Regions from separate parts of the Homo sapiens genome. Here all the other regions are linked to region 1. The links are chromatin loops, found by intact Hi-C in ENCODE. Cell type or tissue: dorsolateral prefrontal cortex. All regions are shown on one strand.

The links. Peaks named below come from ENCODE experiments on the same cell type or tissue, not always from the same donor. Only the 100,000 strongest peaks of a DNase experiment are listed, where the experiment ranks them.
Region 2: it touches region 1 in a loop (4-fold over the local background); 51 of 110 quality-filtered maps call a loop at or near these places.
Region 3: a loop joins it to region 1, with 2.9 times the contacts of the local background. A loop is called at or near these places in 7 of 110 quality-filtered maps.

What each region holds. Positions count from the first base shown.
Region 1 is chr3:197,184,027-197,192,026 of GRCh38, forward strand. All of the region lies in intron 5 of DLG1 (discs large MAGUK scaffold protein 1), which reads right to left. Among named protein-coding and RNA genes, the nearest start is that of MIR4797, 110 kb to the right of the region's middle. In dorsolateral prefrontal cortex, CTCF peaks have their summits at 3,133 (motif pointing left) and 3,332; no DNase peak of the experiment used is centred here; H3K4me3 peaks cover 486 bases; H3K27ac peaks cover 1,644 bases.
Region 2 is chr3:196,974,991-196,982,990 of GRCh38, forward strand. No RefSeq gene overlaps it. Among named protein-coding and RNA genes, the nearest start is that of PIGZ, 10 kb to the left of the region's middle. RefSeq lists an enhancer at 6,783-6,842. In dorsolateral prefrontal cortex, CTCF peaks have their summits at 3,842 (motif pointing right) and 4,042; a DNase peak (open chromatin) is centred at 3,861.
Region 3 is chr3:197,070,319-197,078,318 of GRCh38, forward strand. DLG1 (discs large MAGUK scaffold protein 1) reads right to left here. Exons shown (of 25, transcript NM_001366207.1): 18 at 6,268-6,367. Among named protein-coding and RNA genes, the nearest start is that of MELTF, 45 kb to the left of the region's middle. RefSeq lists a silencer at 6,996-7,196. In dorsolateral prefrontal cortex, no CTCF peak of the experiment used is centred here; no DNase peak of the experiment used is centred here; H3K27ac peaks cover 2,653 bases.

The DNA of each region.
Region 1 (8,000 bases):
TTTATTTTTGCAGACAAAAAAGACGACATAAGGTGGATTTCTTTCTCATGATTATTTTTTCACCAGCGTCTGCAGGAACCAAAAGCTGTTCTTTTGTTAGCTGATAACTAGATGGATTGAAATCCAGGAAGTGAGGTCGATTAGCAGGTAAAGAAGGATGCTATAAACACTGGACTACCAAGACCCTGTGGGGCTGCCTGATTTAATGCACTGCGTGGAAAAACCCTGGATTACCAAGTTTCAACCACAGTCTGTAGTAAAATCCAATGGCACCTTCACTGCTTATATAAATTATAAATATGAACTGAATTAAAACATATAAGAGGATTCTCTCTGCAAATAGTTCTGACTGTTAAAATGATTTCACTAAAAGAATCTTTGTCATTCATATCCAAATTTCTACACCAGGCAGATCTTACACATTATCTGGCACTGGCTCTAAGTTGTTCAAAGGTGCTGCCTACATTAAACTCTGACTATCTAACGATAGCGCTTCATTACAAATGGATTTTCCTTTATCATTTTATGTAATGTATTGGTTTTTAATGATTAACAACTGGGTCTCAAGGTAGATTAATTACTAAAACAAGTATTTTGCTTCTGGAACCTTTATGATAAAAAAGAACTTTCAAGAAATTATCAGCATCATCTCTCTAGTATTTTATAAACATTCATATTACAAGGTCATAAATTTCTAAAAATGAGAAAGAATTAACGCTGGTAAATTTTTCGTTTTATAATCAGTGAAATGTGTTTTATCCAACTCTACATAAATACCACTCTGGTTCACCAAATACTATCACCTGATTGCTAAAGGAACATATTCTAACATCTAATATTTAGGTTAACATAATAGTTCGCCTGAGAATTGCCTGGGGCGCTAGTTATATATGCAGATTGGTGTATCCTCTCCCCATCAAAATGTTTACGGGCAGGGGGAACCTGGGAATTTTTATGTTTAAAATGCTTCCCAAGTGACTCTTAAGTACCTTCAAGTTTGAGAACCACAAACTCCCAAGCAAGCCCTCTTAACACTGTGCTATATTAGTAATTACAACAATGGTCATTTTAAAACAATATGTGAACAAAAACGCTACTTGATAATTTACTATTGGTTGAATAATCTAATTTTTAAGCTGATAAGAGCATATCGTAAGTCCCAACCTCAGCCATGGATATTTTTTCGGATGTGGACTGACAGAATCTTCCTTGTCTACGTGCTTACCAGCACCAACTGGATGCAGCCTTTTGTCAAACTACAATGTTGAGGTCCACTGCAAATCTTGACTCCGCAAGAAAACATGCTAATGCTGTCTCTATGATGCGTCTGCTGAGAAGTGAACATGTGCTCAGTAAGGGTGAGAGCCATGTGGGACTCTTGAGGGCAAGATATTTTGTGACAGAGATTATACCAGAAAGTTTGGTGCTTCTTCCCAAGGACTGTGCCGGCAGTAGCTGACAATTTATGGCCCCAGAGTGATCCTATCTAATTCGGAGTAGAGAATGTAAGAAAATACTAAGGGCGGACAGGTAACTAAGAATCCTCTTGTGAAGGAAAAAATGAAACCTCCCAGAAAAAAATTCAAGTTTTGTTATGGACCAGGTACCTAGTAAAGACCTGATTAGTGTGGTTTATATAAATGCTACGGTAATTGGTCTGGCCCTAAAATATGTGCCTTGATCCATGTCTGATGAAAACTTCAAGGGGAGGAGAAAACTGATATGGGTTCTGTTATTCTGAATTAGTATGGATGAAGATACTGAATACAACTGTTGAATGCAAATCTCCTACCTCAAACTGTAAACAGTACCAAAAGACATACAATAGTAGGCTCTTAGTGAGCATCTATTTATCCTACAGAGCCAGAGAACTTAGGGGTCAATGGTAGGCTCTTAGTGTGCATCTATTTACCCTACAGAGCCAAAGAACTTAGGGTACAATCTAAAGTTGACAGATCACTGCCTCCCATATTTCCCCAATGTACAGGGAAGAAATACTTCTTGATGCAAATTTCCTATCCAAATCCATTCACATCAAGAAAACAACTTCAAGTTTTGGGAAAGACTTCTTTATGAAAATGTCCTGTTACATGACCTACAAAAATCTAGGAACACCTCATCCATTGGCCAGTAGTCAGTATATGCACACAAAAAATCTATACCTAAATCACAAGAGGGGTTTCACATGAGATTAGACTGGGAGGTGGAAGGCGGAAGGCAACCAACTGTTCTTTGCTTTAGAATATCCTCTCTCATTACACAGCAGAGATGAAAGATAAAAACTCCATTAAAACCAAATTTAAGTTCATTAAAGAAAAACCTGGAAAACCTATTTAAAATAATGGATGAAAAGATGGTATGCAATCTAAACCACCAAAAGGAATCACTATTAACATCTTAATATGATATACAAAGAATATTCTTTTTTCCGTAATGTGTTTTCTTTTTCAGAGTGATAATATAATCTATAGAATTCTAGCCTAAACAATAGAGAAAGCTTAAGTTAGTAAACTAAATACGATTAGTTCAGTGGATTACTATGTAATTCAAAACATGATTATGAAAAATTTATGACTATGAGGAATATTTACAATATTAAATGGTAATAAAAAGTTAAAAATTTATACTGGATAGGCTCTCAATTATTTGTGTACGTTTCTAAAGTCACAAACCCAGCAGTCTTTAGGTACAGAAACAAAGGCAAATACTAAATAATCTTTTATTTGTTTGTTTTTGAGACGGAGTCTCACTACGTTGCCCAGGCTGGTCTTGAACTCCTTGGCTCAATCCATGCTCCTGCCTCAGCCACCCACGTAGCTGAGGTTACCACCATGCCCAGTTTACTAAATAATCTTAGTGAAAAATGTAAAAAGGTAAAGGACAAGAGGAAAAGCAATACTGAAACTCTAAAGTACAAAAAAAACCCACCAAAAACCCAAAGTAACTACAAAGCTAATGTAACGTAAATGCAATATAACAGGCATTTTTATTACTCTTTTCTAATGTGGGCTATTAAATTTCAAAACATACAACTGTATTGAGATAAGACAAGACTGAGAAGAGTGACAAGAACACAGATTTGCTATTTATCTAGAAAACCCTCAATGTCACACATACAAAATCCCTTCTGTATGAGCACCATCTAGTGGTCAGTGCATGCAAACTATATGCTCACCTTAGTATACCAGGTCCATGATAAAATTCAATCATGTTTCTATATGTTCCAGAGATGTAAAGATAAAGTTGATTTCAAAAACTGCTCATTATATACTAGAAACAGGAAAACTTCTATTCCTCTAGCATTTGGTTCAAAAGGCTTATATTTGCTTGTGTCCATTTTTCTGCCACTCCCATTTCTTACAATTTTTTAAAAACTACTAAGAGCTGCTAGTGATTTCATTATATTCTCAATACTACTGGATGAAATAAAATGCTAGGAAATATACTTATTTAGCACAATTATCTGCTCATTGACCCTGTTTTTTCTGTTTGATTTCAAGTCCCTCTTAGTAATGTTTACTTTGTATACAATAGTTTGAGCATAATTTTCCTTGCCATTGAAGACAAAAACCAAATATAAATTACTTGTTTCTTCAATGATCACTGCATCCTCCCATACACTCAATAATACTCCTACTGTCCTCCCTGTTGCTTCATGTACATTTCAAACTTTTTGGGAAAAGGCTGAGGTTTTTATTTGTTCGATTTACTGTTCTAACAATTTTTCCTAATTCTCAGCTCATTTTCAGTTTTAGAACCTTGACACTACTCTTACATAACCCCAAAATTTACCCACTGTGTCCTTCTCTTCGACATTAAGATTTTTAAAAAACTATTATATCCCCTATTTCTTTCTTGATATTCTTCCCAACACTGGCAAGAAAGTATCCCTTTCAGAGTCTTAAATTATAAAATCATAATTATCTTTATGCCAAGCCCTGAATAAAGTAACCCAATCACTATCTTACTTTACTCATTATTCCAGTAAGGAGAGCCACCACCATCCACTACCACCACCACCACCACCACAATAATCTAATAGATTAATTCACGGCATGTTTCATGGTGGCAAACCTTTCATAAGAACATTCATCATACAGGTCTTTTAGATTTTGCCCTCATTTCCTAACATGCACCCTAAGTATCAGCAATAATAACATAAACCTTCCTGCATTTCTACAGTTTCTTGTGATTGTCACCCTTCCACTGTATTTATTTACCCCAGTAACGGCCTCCTCCTCTGACTTGGCATCTTACACATCCTTCAACACTTTATGCAAATGTCAACTTGCTTTTTTCAGAAAACTCCAAGAATTTAATTTCTCCCTCTTTCATGTCACATCATACTGTGTTAACTATCTTTCCGTAAAAAAATACTAATCACTGATGTCTAACACAGTTACTAGCACAGATGTTTAATAACTGTTTGCTAAATGCATGTATTGCTTGACACAACTAATATCCTAGCAGTTGATTTTTAAAGCATCTATTAAATTTTATTTTTACCATTAGCTTTTATTAGAATTGTGAAGACTAAAGCTGTGCCTAATTTACAATCTACTCAGCAAACCACTGTTAATTCTAAGATACTTTTTCAAATTATAAAATAATAATTCATATACTGACTTCTACATGCAGCGTAACAGCTGTTCACTCCAAACCACAATACTATAAAAGAGGAAAAGCTCTCTATATTAGCTTTTATTTTAAAAAAGAGACTACTAGTCTAATACTTGACACTGTATTTTAAATAAATTGTTGAGCTTCTTATAACATTCTGGTTTTTTAAAAATTAAGATGAAAAAGCATTAAAGCTTGCCTTCTTATGTCAAAATAAGGGTTGTTTTCCTTCAATTCCGGTTTTCTAACAAAAAGTTAAAGGAACCCTACCTACTCTGCTATAATGCTCACCTGCTCCAAATCTATTACACCCCTCAAATAATTATTTTACGTGGCATCTGCCACAGTAACCTAGGAATGAAAGAGGGGAAGCAGGTAGAAATTCCCCAAACGAAACAGTCTTAATCATTCTTAAATTACAATTCTATCAGAATACAATCTGTCAGAAAGTTTCAAGAACTTGAGAAACGTTCATATTCTTCTGACTCAGTAATCTGACTTCTGGTAATCCATCCAAAGGAAAGAAACTAAATACTTTTCATGTCCAAAGATTACTCATTGCAGGTTTCTTTACAAAACCTAATAAAAATAGAGATAACAGATATCTGAGAGCTGACATGGTCATCAAATTATGGTGCAAATATATCAGGCAATATTATGTATCAAGTTTAAAGTTTTTAAAGTTTAAATTTTTAAAAACTTGATACATCATATTACACAGGAAATATACAAGAAAATATGTTTAACAAGTTTACAATAGGAAAAAACATTAACATATTAAAGTGTGATTTAGAAACAAATGATAGAGAATACACACAATTTTTTTCTGCTGGGATTGAAAATCCTTATCTACTCAGTTTGCAAATATGAATCAGACAGCCAGCAAACCAAAGTGAGGGAAAGGGGACTAGTGAGGGAAAGGGGACTAGTGGTTTCACTTAAGAACCCCAGAGGATGGTTTATAATTGTTTCAGAGACTGATCCTGTTAATACCTAACAAAAGAGAACAAGATGAACAAGGCAGAGCAAGAGAATGGCCCACAAAGATGGCCAGGTTTTCAGACGCTTCTCATAGAACCAGCTGAATGATTATCATAATATCCTAAGACTCAGGAAAGCATGCTGGTACTTTCTTGATCTTAACAAAACGTGTCAGGAAAGGTTTACATATGACTACACAAAGATCGCCACTCAGATAAGGCCATGACAAAATGCCAGCAACTGCAAGATTTCCACCAATTTCAGAAATGGTAAATGTGGAAAAGGTAAGTCTTAGAACTGATGATAAAGGACACTTTAATTAATAACATACTCCTTTAAGCCTCTATAAAATATTTCTTTAAAAAGCTGTGAGGGACATAATCCTTTATCATTGTCAGAATAAACAAAAAGCAAGTATATGTAAAGAAAAAGCAATTTAAAGCAGATACCAAAAAACTGACTTCTCATCTCTTATGGTCAGAAAATTAAGGAAGAAATGAATCAGATTAAGAAAGCAGTGAAAATCTTAAAGTATGAATGCTTTCTCTCTCAATACTATCAATTTAAGTCTCTCACTCTAGAAGGAGGATTCGACAAATGATGTCAGAAGTTTACTTGTAAATATTAATAGCTCAACACAGATAGCACAGTAGTGCAGGAAAATACCTCAAGCTTTGCATTCACGGGGGACTAGTTCCAGGACTAGTCCCCCGTGAATCCTCGCATACTGTACCCAAATCCTCACATACTGAAGTCCTGAAGTCAGCTATGCACTTACAGGAAGTCAGCCCTCTGTATACTTGGGTTTTGCATCCTACAAATACTTTTATGTTTGATTGCATTTGTTTGAAATCTGCATTTGTTTCATCCGCATATAAGTGGAGCAGTGCAGTTCCAACTCGTGTTGTTCAAGGGTCAACTATAGTAGCCGTAATAGTGGTGGCACAATGCTTCGCAACTGTGCCCGCACATTAGAAACACCTGGAGAACTTGTAAACCTCCCAAAGGCCAGTCTGCGTTCCAATTCACATCCCAAGATTGATCACCTTGCATTTAATTACAAGAATCATATACGGAGATGGCTGCTAAAAGGGTTTTGTCGGCCGGGCGCGGTGGCTCCCGCCTGTAATCCCAGCACTGTGGGAGGCCGAGGCGGGCGGATCACGAGGTCAGGAGATCGAGACCATCCTGGCTAACACGGTGAAACCCCGTCTCTACTAAAAATACAAAATATTAGCCAGGCGTGGTGGCGGGCGCCTGTAGTCCCAGCTACTCGGGAGGCTGGGGCAGGAGAATGGCGTGAACCCGGGAGGCGGAGCTTGCAGTGAGCCGAGATCGCGCCACTGCACTCCAGCCTGGGCGACAGAGCGAGACTTCAACTCAAACAAAACAAAACAAAACAACAACAGAAAGGGGGGTTTTGTCATATTAATCTTTGATTTACACAAAAAGTCTTCCCAATTATAATGAAGTAGGTTTTCACTGATGAAGGTAGTGGCTTATTAATCAGCAAAATGGGATTTCACTGGTGAAATCCATAGCATCCCAGTTATGTGAATTTTTTGAATTAATTTAGAGACATAATACACCCTTGCATAAGGGAAACGGAAGACTCTGGAGAGGCCTAAACCCTTAGGGATAACACCTTAGGTTTAATCCCTAAGACATCTGGAGACTCTGGGTAAACAAAATCTTGTGTCTGGAACATTGTTTTATCTGCTTAGAATGAGCATTTTAGGCAACAACGGAAAGCTGAGGTTTCATGAGATTTAAAGAATAGGCTACATAAAATATGCATGCTGGCTCACTGTTTAAATGTCTGCTTGTGTCATAATCTGCAAACACACCAAAATAACTACTAAAATACCTACCAAAAGACCAGAGTTGGCCATGTGCAAATTGGCTTTGGTTGGTTTGTAACAATAAGGATGACCGGAAATTCAAAACATCAGAAATAAAAAAATTATACATATCCTGGGAGTGTTTTTGGACAAAAATAATAAATAAATTAGATTAACTCAATCAAGATAAAAGCAGGCTGACAAGAACAGCACATTCAACAAGCAGTGTTAGGGCTTTACCCGTGCTGAGGTTCTTATGTTGTCTGGAGTAAGAGTGAATGGCATTTATTTACTTTAGACTTTTAAAAGTTAAACATATATTAAAATTTCTACAATAACCACTAAAGGAAGAGAAACAATTTTTAACTTCCAAGCTAGTAATAAGGGAAAGTGAGATGAGAAAATACAATCCAAAAGAAGATATGAGCCAGGTGCAGTGGCTCACACCTGTAATCTCAGCACTTTGGGAGGTCAAGGGAAGAGGATTACTTGAGGCCAGGAGTTCAAAACAAGCCTGGGCAACAGAGCAAGACCCTGTCTCTACCAAACAAAAAAAAT
Region 2 (8,000 bases), 210 kb before region 1:
CTTTTTCCTGGGAGTGATGAGGGGCCACCGAGAGGCTTAGGCAGGGAAATAACACAGCCAGACTCTGGCAGTTTGGAACATTGACTCCGGCTGAGGAGGAAGGACTGAAGGAGGTTAAAATGGAGGCAGGCTGGCCAGTAACTGGGAGGTGATGATAGGAAGGGAAATTTCCTCTGATTATTCTTTTTGTTTTCTCTTTTAGTTAGAGGTGGAGTCTCACTAAGTTGCCCAGGCTGGTCTCAAACTCTTGGCCTGAAGCAACCCTCCTGCCTTGGCCTCCCAAAGTGCTGGGATTATAGGCATGAGCCACCATGCTTGGTCTACCTTGTTTTAAGAGTTGACTTTCGTATCATGCTGGAGAATGACCTATTCTAAATAAATGCCGTGGAATTCAGTAGGTAGAAGCCACAGGACTTGGTGACTGTTTTGGAGTGAGACTGACAGAAAGATGTTCTGTCTGGGGGAGTGGTTCTCAGCCTTCTTTCAGACTGATCATGCTGGACTTCCTGCCAGAGGCTCTGTGTCTGAGGGCCAGCAGGGAGGCCCAGGCCTCCGTGTTTTACAGGCCTCCACGGTGGCTTCTGATGTACAGCCAGCATTGAGAACCACTGCTCCAAGTTGACAGCAGATCTCATACTTGGCAAATGGGTGGGTGATAGTTCCAGTCCCGACACAGGGAGCACAGGGGGTGGAGCAGATTTAGGGGGAGTTTAAATTTGGTTTTAACTACTTGACACTTTGAGGTACTGTTGGGAGATTTCCATGCAGAGGAAAGTTGAATGTGTGGGTTTAAAGCTCAGAAGGGAAGGTGGACTGGGAAAACAGTCTGGTTGGACATCAGCACATGGAGCAGGGGTTAACCAGGAGCTTGTAAACCCAGGGAGTTATACAGACAGTTTTATGGGTATGCATACATGTACACTGTTTTTCCTGGGGCAAATAGGGTTTCTGATTTCCCAGGGCCCATGACCCCACAAAGGTTAAGAGCCTCTGATGAGGACAGTGGTTGATCCATGGGACAAAATAATATTACTGTGGAACCCTGCTGGGGCAAGAAGGGAAAAGGCCCCTTCTTTTCTCTGGCCCAGCTGGCAGGTGCTAGCTATCTGCCTCCCCTCAGGCCCCTGCCTGCCAGGGATCTATACCTCTCTAGCTGCCACAGCAACGCTTTGTCACCCTTTAGGTTCTTGTGTTTGATCGAAGTCTTTTCTCCTTTAATTTACATTTTTAACCAAAGTAATATATGTGCACAATTGTAAAAGTTAGGATAGATACACAAAACTTTTTTTTTTGTTTTGTTTTTTTTGAGATAGAGTCTCACTCTGTCACCCAGGCTGGAGTGCAGTGGTGCGATCTCGGCTCACTGCAACTTCCGCCTCCCAGGTTCAAGCGACTCTCCTGCCTCAGCCTCCCGAGTAGCTGGGATTACAGGCGCCCACCACCACGCCCGGCTGATTTTTGTATTTTTAGTGGAGATGGGGTTTCACCATGTTGGCCAGGCTGGTCTCAAACTCCTGACCTCAAGTAATCCTGCCCACCTTGGCCTCCCAAAGTGCTGGGATTACAGGCGTGAGCCACCATGCCCGGCCCACAAAACTTAAAATGAGAAACAGCCCCGAATATAAGAGCCTTTCCTTAGTCTGAGATGTAATTGAGTAACTCTAAGGCCTTCTCTGGGTCAGCCTCACTGTCATCTTCCCTCAAATAGTCCAGCCCCGCTTCTCCCTGTCATCAAGTCCTCTCCCCTTCCTTTGTCCCCTCTCACCTTTCCTCTTCCTTGTCCTCATTGTCACCATTGGTAAGCACGACTGAGCACCCAAAGGGTACCAAGACACTGTAGGAAGCTGGAGGATGGGTGCAGAGCCCATGCTGTAAGCATCTTTGTCTCGCTCTTTCTCTGCCCCAGGCCCGCATGGAGTGGCACAAAGTTCCCAGGCAGAACCAGGCTCAGGAACAGCTGAAGTCCTGGTCTGGCCTTCCTGTGGTTTTCCTAACTCACCAAGTTACAGGTCAGTTAGAGCAGCAGCGCTTCTGACCTCGGTGAGGAGTTGGAAGGATCTGGACGGGAAGTCAGAGCCTGGGTAACAGTCCTGGCTCTGCCACCCACTAGATGTGTAACCCCAAGTCAGCTGATTCCTCTCCAGGTGCCTCGGCTTCCGCATCTGTCGTATGACCCGTGATCTCTGGGAAGCCACACAGCTCAAGGTCTTGGGGGTAAGACACCTGATATAGCCCCGACCCTCTCAGGCCACGATGGTGCCGATAGTCCCATGGTGTCAGCTCATGGGACATCTGCAGAGACTGGCCATTGTGGCTCCCTTCTGACTCTGCATTCATGGGGAGTCCGCTGCCCAGAGCCCATATTAGGAGCCCTGGGGGAGGACGCATCCTGCCTGCTTTGCCATTTCCTCAGCCTGACTGGCAAGCAGCCTTTTTCCTCCCAGCCTCTACCCCGCCTACTGTGTTTCATGGCAGCATGGAATGGTAATGTTTGGACTTTGCCATTCAAAGGATTTGAAGGATATTTTTATCTTTCAAGAAGATTTGAATCAAAACAGTGAATCCAAATTATACAAATACTGATTAATTTTTAGATAATTTTCCAGAATGAATTTCACAAAGCCAACGATTAATTACTTGATCAATGTTCTGTGTAGCACACAGTTTTCCTTTTTATTTTAATGAACTTCCTTTAATGCAGTTTTTGAAACTATTACTTTATTTATTTATTCATTTATTGTTGAGATGGAGTCTCACTCCGTCACCCAGGCTGGAGTGCAGTGGCACAATCTTGGCTCACTGCAACCTCTGCCTCCCAGGTTCAAGCAAGTCTCCTGTCTCAGCCTCCCAAGTAACTGGTGTCTGGCTGATTTTTGTATTTTTAGTAGAGACAAGGTTTCACCATATTGGTCAGGCTGGTCTCAAACTCCTGACCTCAGGTGATCCACCTGCCTCGGCCTCCCAAAGTGCTGGGATTACAGGCGTGAGTCGCCGTGCCGGGACTGAAACTATTACTTTAATATCCTGCTGTAATGGTTCCACTAACATCCTCTGTTCTTTGGGTTTTGGTTTTTGTTTTTGAGACAGGGTCTTGCTGTGTCACCCAGGCTAGAGTGCAGTGGCACGATCTCAGGTCACTGCAGCCTCGACCTCCCAGGCTCAAGCTATCCTCCCACCTCAGCCTTCTGAGTAGCTGGGACTACAGGCAAGCGCCACCACTCCCGGCTAATTTTTGTATTTTTTGTAGAGATGGGGTCTCACCGTGTTGCCCAAGCTGGTCTGGAACTCCTGGGCTCTAGCGATCTGCCCGTCTTTGCCACCCAAAGTGCTGGGATTACAGGCGTGAGCCACCACACCCGGCTCATCTTCTGTTCTGCTGTGATGTGAAGTGCTGAGAAGTTCAGGTGTGTGCACCTAGGTCAGTCTTGCCTGGGGACTTCCCAGAGTTCGGATCTCTGGCTTGGGAGCCTCACCTTCTCCCTAACGTGGAAAGGGAACCTGCATGTGAAGAACATGATTCTGAGCCAGGCTCTGAGCTCAAACCTGGGTCTGCCTCCCTTGTCTGTGTGATTTTGCGCCGCTTGCTGAATCCCCTGAGCCTCATCTTTCTCACCTCTAAAATGGGAATAATAATATTACCTACCTGCTGACTCAGGAGAGCTGTTTGTATTATATAAGTATACTTGATTGTTGCGACAAACACAGTAACATTAAATAATCACTTGTGTGAAACTTCTATTCCCAGCACGTCATGGAGGCTCCGGAAGCGTCACTTACCCTGTCCCTGTCGGCATCATCATCGTCAGCATCGTTTAAGAATCAAGCCCTGTTTTCTTCTTCTGACCACTGGGTGGCTCCGCAGAATTGGTTCTGTGATTATCGCGCTCTCAAAGGCGGCCTTGGGGTTTGGGTGAACAGTATGATAATGCTGGTTTGTCGTAGGTCAAAAACAGCAAATTATCTGCAATGTCATGTGGTTCTACCTAATGCTTGCGGTGTCCCTGCCCTGGGCTGTTTCCCTTCGGCTTCATCTCAGCGAATCACGAACACATTCCACGGACTCACCTCCTTGGAAGCCTTTTGGATTCTCTGCGCAGCCCAAGCTGCCCGGGATCTGGGAGGCCAGGCTGAGTCTATGGCCCCGGAGCCCGCCCGGACTTGCCACTGGAGACCTGGGGCCAAGGGCCCATCCGAGCTGGGAAGAGAGGGCTAGAAAGAGAGCATTAGAATCGAGGGGCTGGGTGCGGAGGCTCACGCCTGTCATCCCAGCACTTTGGGAGGCCGAGGGAGATGGATCACCTGAGGTTAGGAATTCAAGAGCAGCCTGGCCAACATGGTGAAACCCCGTCTCTACAAAAATTCAACAATTAGCCGGGCATGATGGCGTGCACGTGTAGTCCCAGCTACTCGGGAGGCTGAGGCAGGAGAATCGCTTGAACCCGGGAGGCGGAGGTTGCAGTGAACCCAGATTGCACCATTGCACTCCAGCCTGGGCGACAGAGTGAGACTCTGTCTCAAAAAAAAAAAAAAAGAAAAAAAAAGAATTGAGGTCAGAGGGGGCAATCACAGGAGTTTGATTTGTAGAAGCAGAAGGCTCCCATTTTGTATTTGCTGAGCCCGGGAAGCATTTCCCAAGAAACTCAAAAGACTCGCCATGCCCCGCTGACCCTGACCTTCTGCTCCTTGTGTCTCCTTTCTCAGGAGCGCAGGGCTGGCTTTGGGCCTCCAGCATTGTGAAAGAAGTTGAGAAACATTAGAAAGATCTCAGATCATTCCCAGAATTGCCTAGTGAGTCTAATCGTGGTGTTGAGTCACCTGGAGGCTGGAGGGGGCCCCAAGCCCTACAGCTCCGGGCCTGAGGCGGGTCCTCAGACAGTCCCTGGGCTGAACTGAAGCTAAGCAAAGCTCTGCGTTCGCAGGGAGGTCCCCGTGGGCTCTTTGCCTGTGTCTTTCTAGCCAGAAGGTCCCAGGGTTTTCCGTATGTGGAGGAACTTGGGGTGCCAAAAACACAGGAGCACTTCATGAGCAGCTTTTTCTTATTTGTGCATTTATTTAACATTCTCTTCAGAGATAAGGGCACATATAAGTTTCGTTGTTTTTATGAATTTAAGGAATTTCCTTTTCTTTTCTTTTCTTTTCTTTTCTTTTTGAGACGGAGTCTCACTCTGTTGCCCAGGCTGGAGTGCAGTGGCACAGTCTTGGCTCACTGCAACTTCTTCCTCCGTGGTTTAAGCGATTCTCCTGCCTCAGCCTCCCGAGTAGCTGGGATTACAGGAATGCGCCACTGCGCCCAACTAATTTTTGTATTTTTAGTAGAGACGGGTTTCACCACGTTGGCCAGGCTGGTCTTGAACTTCTGGCCTCAAGTGATACGCCTGACTCGTGCTGGGATTACAGGTGTGAGCCACCGTGCCAGACCTAAGGAGATTTTTTTCTAAAAAGGTTACCTTCCAGAAATTTAAGAATGGTTTAATATTATGAAATCTATCAATGTGATTGATCATATTAATATTTAGCATATAAAAGAGAAAAATGATGTGATAATCCCCACAGATACTGAAAAATTCAACAGTTTATTTTTGGTAAACACTCTTAATAAAATAGGAACAGGTATATTTTCTTAATACGAAACAATATACTTATCTCAGTATAAAAGCCAGCATCATACTTAATGGGGACACAATAAAAGTTCTCCCAAACTTGAAGTCAAGAACAAAAGAGGTTTATCCATTTTTACAGCTATTACTTAATATTTTTCTGGATGTGTTAGCCAATATAATTTGACAAGAGGTAGAATATAGAGATAGAGAAATCAGAATGGAGGAAAAATTATTATTTTCAGATCAAAATAACTGTATACTTGGAAAACACAAAGGATTTTATTCAGAAATTACACACCAAATGCTGGTGAGGATGAAAAGAAATAGGAAGGGCCATTCATTGTTGGTGGGAATGCAAAATGGTATACAGCCAGTTTGGAAGAGAGTTGGCAGTTCCTTAGAAAACTAAACATGCTCTTACCACACAATCCAGCAGTCGAGCTCCTTGATATTTATCCAAATGAACTGAAAACTCAGGTCTGCACAAAAGCCTTATATGAGGCCAGGCGTGGTGGCTCACGCCTGTAATCCCAGCACTTTGGGAGGCCGAGGCAGGCGGATCACGAGGTCAGGAGATCGAGACCATCCTGGCTAACATGGTGAAACCCCATCTCTACTAAAAATACAAAAAATTAGCCGGGCGTGGTGGCAGGCGCCTGTAGTCCCAGCTACTTGGGAGGCTGAGGCAGGAGAATGGCGTGAACCTGGGAGGCAGAGCTTGCGGTGAGCCGAGATTGCGCCACTGCACTCCAGCCTGGGTGACAGAGCGAAACTCTGTCTCAAAAAAGAAAGCCTGTACATGAATGTTTACAGCAACTTTAACCATAATTGCCAAAACTTGGTAGCAACCAAGCTGTTCTTCAACAGGTGAATGCATGAACTCTGGTACACTCAGACTGTGGAATATTACTCAGCACTAAAAAGAAATAAGCTGTCAAGCTGTGAAAAGACATAGAGGAATCTTAAACACGTATTACTAAAGTGAAAAAAGCCCATCTGAAAAGGTTATATACTATGTGATTCCAACTATATGACATTCTGGAAAAAGCAAAACTATGGAGACATTAAAAAGATCAGTGGTTGTCAGGGGTTGTGGGAGAGAGGATGAATAGGTAGGGCCCACAGGATTTTCAGAGAAGTGAAACTATCCTATATGATACCACAGTGGTAGATGTCAGGACACGTCTCAACCCATAGAACGGGCAACACCAAGAGTAAACCCTAACGTGAACTGTGGACTTTGGTTGACAACGACGTGTCAACATAGGTTCATCGGCCGTAACAAATGTACCACTCTGGTGCAGGATGGTGGGGGAGGTGGTATGTGTGGCGAGGGTTTGGGGGCATGTGGGAAATCTCTGTACTTTCCACGTAGTTTTGCTGTGAACCTAAAGTTGCTCTAAAAAAATAAAATCTAGCCGGGCACGGTGGCTCGTGCTTCTAATCCCAACACTTTGGGAGGCCGAGGTGGGTGGGTTGCTTGAGGTCAGGAGTTCGTAACCAGCCTGGCCAACGTGGTGAAACCCCGTCTTTACTAAAAATACAAAAATTAGCCAGGCGTGGTGGCAGGTGCCTGTAATCCCAGCTACTCAGGAGGCTGAGGCAGGAGAATCGCTTGAACCCGGGAGGCGGAGATTGCAGTGGGCCGAGATCGCGCCACTGCACTCCAGCCTGGCGGCAGAGCGAGACTCCATCTCGAAATAAAAATAAAAATAAATAAATAAATAAATAAAATCTATTAAGAAAGTGTTACAATAATTCAGTAAAATTAAATTCAGTAAATTTACTGAATAATTCTGTAAAGTGTCTAGTTTGATATTAATATTCAGAAACTGTAGACTTTACATAAGTAAAGAACAACTAGTTATTAATAGAAAAACTAATGGAAGAAAGTTCATTTAAGTCCATTTACAAAAACAACAACAACAAAAGCAACAATGATGACACAAAATGAAACAATTTGGAACAAACTTAATGAGATACTTGAAACATATTTATGAATTAAACTTTCAAATTCTAAGAGATACAAAAGATAATTTAAATATATAGAAAGACATATCACATGCTAATTTTTATTTATATATATATATTTTAGAAACAGGATCTTGCTCCGTTGCCCAGGCTGGAATGCACTGGCACAATCTTGATTCTCTGCAGCCTCGGCCTCCTGGGCTCAAGTGATCCTCCTACCTCAGTCTCCGGAGTAGCTGGGGCTACAGGTGCACACCACAATGCCTGGCCATTTTTTAAATTTTTTTTTCGTGGAGATGGGGTTTCGCCATGTTGCCCAGGCTGGTCTCAAACTCCTGTGCTCAAGCGATCCACCCACCTTGGCCTCCCAAAGTGCCAGGATTGCAGGCATGAGCCACCATGCCCAGCTGAAATACCATTTTCAACTCT
Region 3 (8,000 bases), 110 kb before region 1:
CTGCAGCCTCGCCCTCCTCTCCTGGGCTTCTGTGATCCTCCCATCTTAGCCCAGAGTGGCTGGGACTACAGGTATGTACCACCATGCCCTGCTAAAATTTTGTTTTTTTTTTTTAATAAAAGAGACAAGTCTCAACTATGTTGCCCACACTGGTCTCAAACTCCTGGCCTCAAGGGATCCTCCCATCTCAGCTTCCCAAAGTGCTGGGATTACAGGTGTGAATCACCACACCCAGCTGGAAATTTCATTTTTTTTTTTTTTTTTTTTTTGAGATAGTCTCCCTTTGTTGCCCAGGCTGGAGTGCAGTGGCACGATCTCAGCTCACTGCAACCTCTGCCTCCTAGGTTTAAGCGATTCTATTCTTGTGTCTCAGACACCTGACTACCTGGCACTGCAGGTATATAGCACCATGCCCAACTAATTTTTCTATTTTTAGTAGAGACTGGTTTCACCATGTTGGCCAGGCTGATATTGAACCTCTGAGCTCACGTGATCTGTCTGCCTTGGCCTCCCAAAGTGCTGGGATTACAGGTGTGAGCCACCGCACCTGGCCAAATGGTAGGTTTTTTAAAAGCTCATATTAAAATATTTCTTTCCATGTCACCACATGGGCTTGACAGCAATAATTTAAAATTGGTGTATAATATTCTATTAGATTGATACATTATTTACCTCGCTATTTATTAGATATTTTTATTTGCTTTAAACTGTTTTTCACAAGTATCAACAATTATGAATGTCTTCATTTATATATACCTTTTAACTTTCTGTCCTATTTCCTTAAATTTCATACCCAGAAACACGCCACATTAAAAAAAGAGTTATTCTGTTTACATTAGTATTGGTATTACCCTCTGCAATCTCTAGTTTGTAAACTAAAGAAAAATTAGTTATTGCAATGGGGTGAAGGGAGGGGAGTGTAAGTGGGAGTACAGAAGAAACAGAATTGGCAAATGTTCAGTTGACAATTATGAAAGCTGGATAAACAAATACCTGCAGGGTTTATTTTTACTACTTTTCTACTATTGAATATATCTGATATTTATATAATAAAAAGTTTAAGTTACCAAAATCTCTTCACTGTCTTTTTTTTTTTTTTTTGAGATTTCTCCTACTCACCTCAAACCCTCTAAGACTGCCAAAAGCTACGCCACAATCAAATTCTGCAGGTTCTTTCAAATATCATTTCACTTAGCTCTTCTACAATAAAGCCTCACTACTCAAAGTATGGTCCTTAGAATAGCGTCATCATAATTGTTTGGAATGTTATTAGAAAAATAAAATGTTTTTCTTCTGATAATTGAAAATGTTCCTCTTCAAAGCATTTTACCAAAGAAGACAGTCAAATAACCAATAAACATATAGAAAAGTGTTCAAGTTAATTACTTGTCAGGGAAATGCAAATTATAACCACAAAGAGTGTCTCTGCCATCCACCAGAATGGCTAAAATGAAAACACAAAACAGACATGTCAAGCATCGATAATGATATGCAGCAATGGGAGTTCATGCGCTAGGAATGGGCAAACTGGTAAAACTAGAAAACTAATTGGCAATAGCTACTAAGGCTGGACAAATGTGTATCTATACGACCCAGCAATTCCTTTCCTAGATATTTCCCCAACAGAAAGGCATATATATGCTTACCACAAGACATGTATAAGAATGTTCAAAGCAACACTATTTAAAATAGCTCCAAACATATAAGACTGAGACAATATATGCAGTTTCATATTTTACTTTTTTCATAGATAGTAAGCATTTCCCCATGTCATTATCTTTAAATATGATTTTTGATGGTTATGTAATATTACATAGTATGGATAAATCATACTTCATTAGGCACTTCCCAACTGTAAGACATTTTACCACGGTTTTTTTTATTTTTGCTGTTATTACTCAATAATATTATAATAAGCATTCTGATATATAAGGCTTTGTCTCCATCTCTAATTACATCCTTAGGATAAATTCTTTGAAGAGGATTTAGTGGGTCAAAAGATGTGCTTTTTCAGGAAGGCTGTGCCAATTTACACTCCCATACATTTACTTGTAATACATTATTTACTTGTAATACATTAAAAGCAGGCATTTAGCAGCACTCTCTCCGTCATGGGTTTTCTTTTTAAACAAAAGTCTGCCAAAGTGACAGGTAAAACATTTTGCTTATCACTACTAGGGAAATTAAACATTTTTTATATGCTTATTTCATTTGCTTATCTTCTGAGCACTCTTGCCCAGTTTTCTAATGGAGAGTTAGCTTATTTCTTATTACCTGTTAAAAACTTATAAAGATATTATCCTTGTGACATACATGGTACAAATAAATTCTTCAAGTTTTTATTTTTGTTTATGATTGTCTTAAAAAAAAAAAAAACAAAAAAACAAAAAAAAAACCTGAGTCTTGCTCTGTCACCCAGGCTGGAGAGCAGTGGCGTGATCTCGGCTTACTGCAACCTTCACCTCCCGGGTTCAAGTGATTCTCCTGCCTCAGCCTCCCTCCCGAGTAGCTTGGATTACAGGTGTGCACCACCATGCCTTGCTAATTTTTGTACTTTTAGTAGAGACGGGGTTTTGCCATGTTGGCCAGGCTGGTCTCGAATTCCTGACCTGAGGTGATCTGCTGGCCTCAGCCTCCCAAAGTGCTGGGATTACAGGCGTGAGTCACCGCGCCCAGCCTGTTTATGATGTTTGATGAACAGATCTATCTCAAATCTCTCTAACCAAGTTTTATCATTGTACTCAAATGCTTCTTCCTGATACAGTACATCATGTTTCTCTTCTGCTCTCCTCTAATACTACATCATCAATCTGAAGCAATGAAACTACTCTTACATCTTATTCGTAATGCAAATGAAAATAAGTCTGTTTTTGGCATTTAGAAGCTCTGCACAACTATGCGTACGTCTTTAAAGTGAGAAGAAAGAAAAGACATATGTAACAGGAAACCTACGTGCCTGAGGAAATTTTTGAGGTGTTGTACAACATGGAAAGTTGTAAAAATGGAAAGCCTACATGTAATAAGAACAAACCTTGTCTCAAATCTTATGTCATAATTTTACTTCTGAGCACCTTATGTATCTTTTATTGAGTTATGTTTCCTTTCAGTCTCTGTTAAAGGAATCTTACCTAGTTTTAGTCCCTTGAGCTTTTTCAAAATTACCTCCCTTAAAGCATGAAAGCGGCACGGGTTTTTATTTCTAGCTTTTCGCAAATGATGACTTAGCTGCATTCTCCCAAACTTCCATTGTACTCTCATTAGTTCTGTTTAGCAAAATTAGGTTTGATAAGACGATTTCTCTCACTGTTTTCTCTACTGTTAACAGGGAAATCAATAATTTATTTGACTCTCTTCTTCTCAGAATAAAGAACAAATGAATTCAGGTCTACACAAAGCGTTCTATGGTATCACTTCTGTTTCTCTGTCTGCTCTTCAATTAAATACCCCATTTTTCATAGGTTGTGTGAATTTACAGCAGATATACATTTTTTTTTTCTTGATATTCAGTGTTATTCCATTTCTCTTCAATAGGTTCGGTTCTCTGGAATAACTTAACCTTCTTTTTTGGGTTCTTTTTGAGTTTTGTTCCAATAAGGCCTGATGACTACCTACATTAAGTTGCACTTATTTTCTTATATTAAAGTCTCTCAAGATTTTGCTTAGTTTATTCCCTACATTCTTAACTTCAGAATGTAAGTAACTGAGGCCACAAGTAACGTCCTTGAACACATCCTTCTTCCCAGTATTTACTACTACATAATCATGGGCACCTTGTCAACTGCCTTATATCATCTATTTTATGTGATAACCTCCATCATATCCAGTTTTAGAATTTTACTGATATTTTTCTGTCTTCTCCAACATTTTGTGAATAAAATCTTGATCTGATGATCAAGTTACCAGGTGAATAAATTCTTTTAATTCCTGTGAGATGAAGCACAGAAATCTATTATTCAAGAGATCTTAGGTCACTCTCCAGAAAATAAAATCTTTTTCTGAATAACGTCGTCTGATAATCAGTTACCATTTTTCATATTATTTCTCTTCCAAAGTCTCAATCTTCAATCAGAACCAGAGAAAGAGGGTCAAGGTATAATGATCATCTATTATAACATCAATATGGGAACCAAATTCTTCATTTAGTTTCTTTTTCTATGAGTTTCCTATGTCTCTGTTCACTTAACATATAAGAAAAATCTGTGGGTCCATTTGTTGATCCATACCACCTCTAAAGTATGTTATCAATCTCAAAATAAATTCTATAGCATACATAAACTGTGGTAGTATGGTCCAATTTTAGAGGTTTTCATTGATAATTTTCCCCAAATGTAAGGGTGTCACTAGTGATAGGAAATCTGTGGCCCTTACTAAATCCTATAAAGGCACATGCAAAAATAACAAAGTGTGTCTAACAGAAAGAGTTGTAAATAAACATACTGTCTTCAATCTAATACAAACTTAAATCACTATGGTTGAAATAAAAGTACCTGCAGTTTAGATTAAAATTTCAGCATAAAAGCATAAATCAGAAAAATGTCTTATGTAAAATTTAATGTTTATTAATGTAGGTCTTAGAAAGTTAAAAGATACTGGCTATAGGCTTAATGATCAATGAATGACAAAGAAGTTTTCAAAATATTTAATAATCTAAATAGAAAGAACCATTTAGAAAATATTAGATTAAAAGATTACTTCTATCACTCACTGTCACCTAAAGTTACTCAGTAATGTTTGGTAAATTTTCAGTTAAGCAATTTGAAAACATGCAAATTAAAAATTTTATTTGCTAAAATGGCTTCTTGCTTCATTCATTCATGCCAACATTTATTGAATGTCTTCTACATACTAGACCCTGTGTGAAGCTTTACATGAAGATTAAGTAACTAGCTAGAAAATTAAACAAGAACAGCAGCAACAAAAACCAAAAACAAAGGCAACATCTTAGCTAAAGGAAAAACAAAATAGTTCTTATACTCTTGTGGTAACTTATAACTTTCTCAAAAAAAAAAAAAAAAAAAAAAAAGAGATACACAACCTATCCCCTCAATAAACTGCTACTTGCGTAGTATTCTATTGTGCTTTATACTTTTATAGTAATGCTTTTCTAACACATAATCAAAATTATTTTAAATTATTTTAACAAAAAAAAGGGGAACATAAAACTCCAAGGAAGCATATTTCTACATTCTAATAATGAGGGTACATTTAAAAAAATCTTAAAAGTTTTTATATTTTAAAAGTTCCTAGCAAAAGTAACTGTCGTAAAAATTACAAAAAGGAAAATATAGTTACGAGCAAGAGAATTTTTCAAATGACATGTGAAAAATAAAAACAAAAAGTTATGTATTACAGAAATAAAGTCCCAAGCATGTGATAAACATGAAAATTCTAAAAGCAATCTAAATCATACACCTCCTTATGCCAGAAAGGCACTACCATGAATCTCAAAATGTATCTGAATAAGGTAGGTCTGCAGATGGAGGTTAAAAAATAACTTGGGAGTATTTTGATCACTTACTCAGGCCTTTTGATCCCATGTCGTCAGGGATCTCCTGTAGAGGGTAGTCCCCAGAGAGCAAGCAATAAAAAGATAATCAAAGAAAATAGTTGTCAGTAATGCATAAAATTGGTGCTACAGTAAGAGACAGTTCCAAGACCATTACAGGTACATATATCTTACAGAGCATTTTTACATATTTCTAGAACTTTGAAATGAGCTAGCTGCTAACTGTAATCTACCAAAAGAATGAAAGTTCTAGCATGAAGGCTGATTCAGGTACAGAAGCAAAATTTTAGACCATTTCTTGCTATTTTAAAAGTAAAATCCAGATTGTCTACATATAATGAAGAAATAGGGTAAAATGTAATGATTCCAGAGAATCCAGTTATCAGACTCGCCATGTTATACCTAGAAATCAACAGGTAGCTTCTCATGTATTCATGTTCTTCCTCTAAAATATTCTTTGAATGTATGAATGTGTTTTTCATAAAAATCTTTCCTTCAAATAACTGCATTTATACATATTTATATGTTCAAGTTATAAACATATAACTGAAAAATAATGTTTGCTTTAAATTAAGAATTCCTAAGGTGCCAGAAAAAGTTAAGATCGGCATACAAATTAATTTATAACTGTTAAGTTGCCCTTGAAGACAATTAGCAACCTGCTGCAGCTCTTGAAACTGTCTCCATGGTAACAACCAACTGCAGGGCAGTAGGTCCCTCTCCATTTTATTTTCAGTTGACCACTGGATCCACATACTTACGGTCAGCATCACTTGTTTCCTGCTCACTCTGGTCCTTGTTCTTGTAGAAGGGGAATTTTCGGGAAAAGAGGTTCTTTTTACGCTTGTCATTGAATGACTGCTGAAGAAGAGAAGGAGGGGCAAAACAAAGGGATGTCTACTGTCTGTGTGTACAAAGGCCCAGCCTAGCAGCTCTGTGGAAGCTGACTCCTATGACCACAGTGTGCAGTTTGTATATGATTTTTACTTTAATCTCATATAAAGTGAATTTCTACTTTTGTATAAATTCTAACATTTTGCAACTGAAAATACTTAAGAATTTCAGACAGCATAGTTCATTTATACCTAAAAATAAAAATGCTACTTGACAAAAAAAGGCAAATCAGTTACTACTACAGTACAAACCAAGCTAACATTTGTTTATACTAATCCATGTTTTTCCAGAAAAATTTTCAAGTATTAAGTGCTCTACAGCAAAAGTTATTTAATGTTACTTTGCTGCTCAATTACATTTTATTCATTATCTTCATTTTATTTTGGCCTGACCACAGTTATTCCTTTATCTCTTTTTTTGTGGCTACGATGAGCTAACAGAAAAGTCATTATTTAAAAAGTAAACCAAAATGATTATGAGAAAGTTGCTAATGCTGAATATTTAAAAAACAAATATATATATATTTATATATACACATATACATATTCTTGGAAGAGGATAAAAGGTAACTAAATGCTTATGAGCCAGAAAATGGGAAGAAAACTAAAAGGTCCATCAAGCACACAGAGTCCAGCAAGAGACTTATCAATGCCATCTCTTAGCCAAGCAAGAAGAGTCAGAAGTCTCCTGACCAACGTGAATGCTTCAGTACTGAAGTCTCCTGACCAACGTGAATGCTATCAGTACTGACTTATTTATTCTTAAGTTCTACTCTACTTATTAAAAAAAAGTACACATAAATAATGTAGAACCACATCCAATCATTGGCACCACGTCCTTCATAGGGAATAAAAAGTTTGGTGTCCACCAAAGCCACAAGGCAATTAAGATTCTAACAGTTTATACATAATTGTAACGTGGAGTTGAGCAGTTGATTTGATGTCTCTTATTGCACATGTTGGAAACAAGTTTTTCCTTGAATGTCTCATTTGTGCATTCATAGATTTAAGAGCATGTAGCACAAGAACGATGAGGCTATTAAACAGAAATAGCTTCTTTTGTCATTTCTCTGTCATAGGCATTCATGTTTTGAAGGAAACGGGCTTACCTACCAGTGACACTAAGAATTATTATTTTTTGGAGGGGGAAGGGAAAAATATAAAGAATAGATTTTTTTGTTCTGATTTTTATGAGTTTATACACATCTTAAGATGCTGTATTATTCATTATTTTGAAGTATATTGACAAGAACAGTGTGTTTTTGGCATGCCCTTATTTTAAGCATGTGATGCCAGGTAATTAAGGTGAAGCAGCCAGGTGTGGTGGCTCACATCTGTAACCCCAGCCCTTTGGTAGGCTGAGGCAGGAGGATCGCTTGAGGCCAGGAGTTCAAAATCAGCCTAGGCAACATGGCGAAACCCCATCTCAAAAAAAAAAAAAAAAAAATTAGCTGGGAGCAGTGGTGTGCGACTGTAGTCTCAGCTACTTGGGAGGCTGAGGCAGGAGAATCACTTGAACCCAGGAGTTTGAGGCTGCAATGATTAGCTATGATCATACCATTGCATTCCAACCTGGGTGATAGAGTGAGACCTTTTCTTTA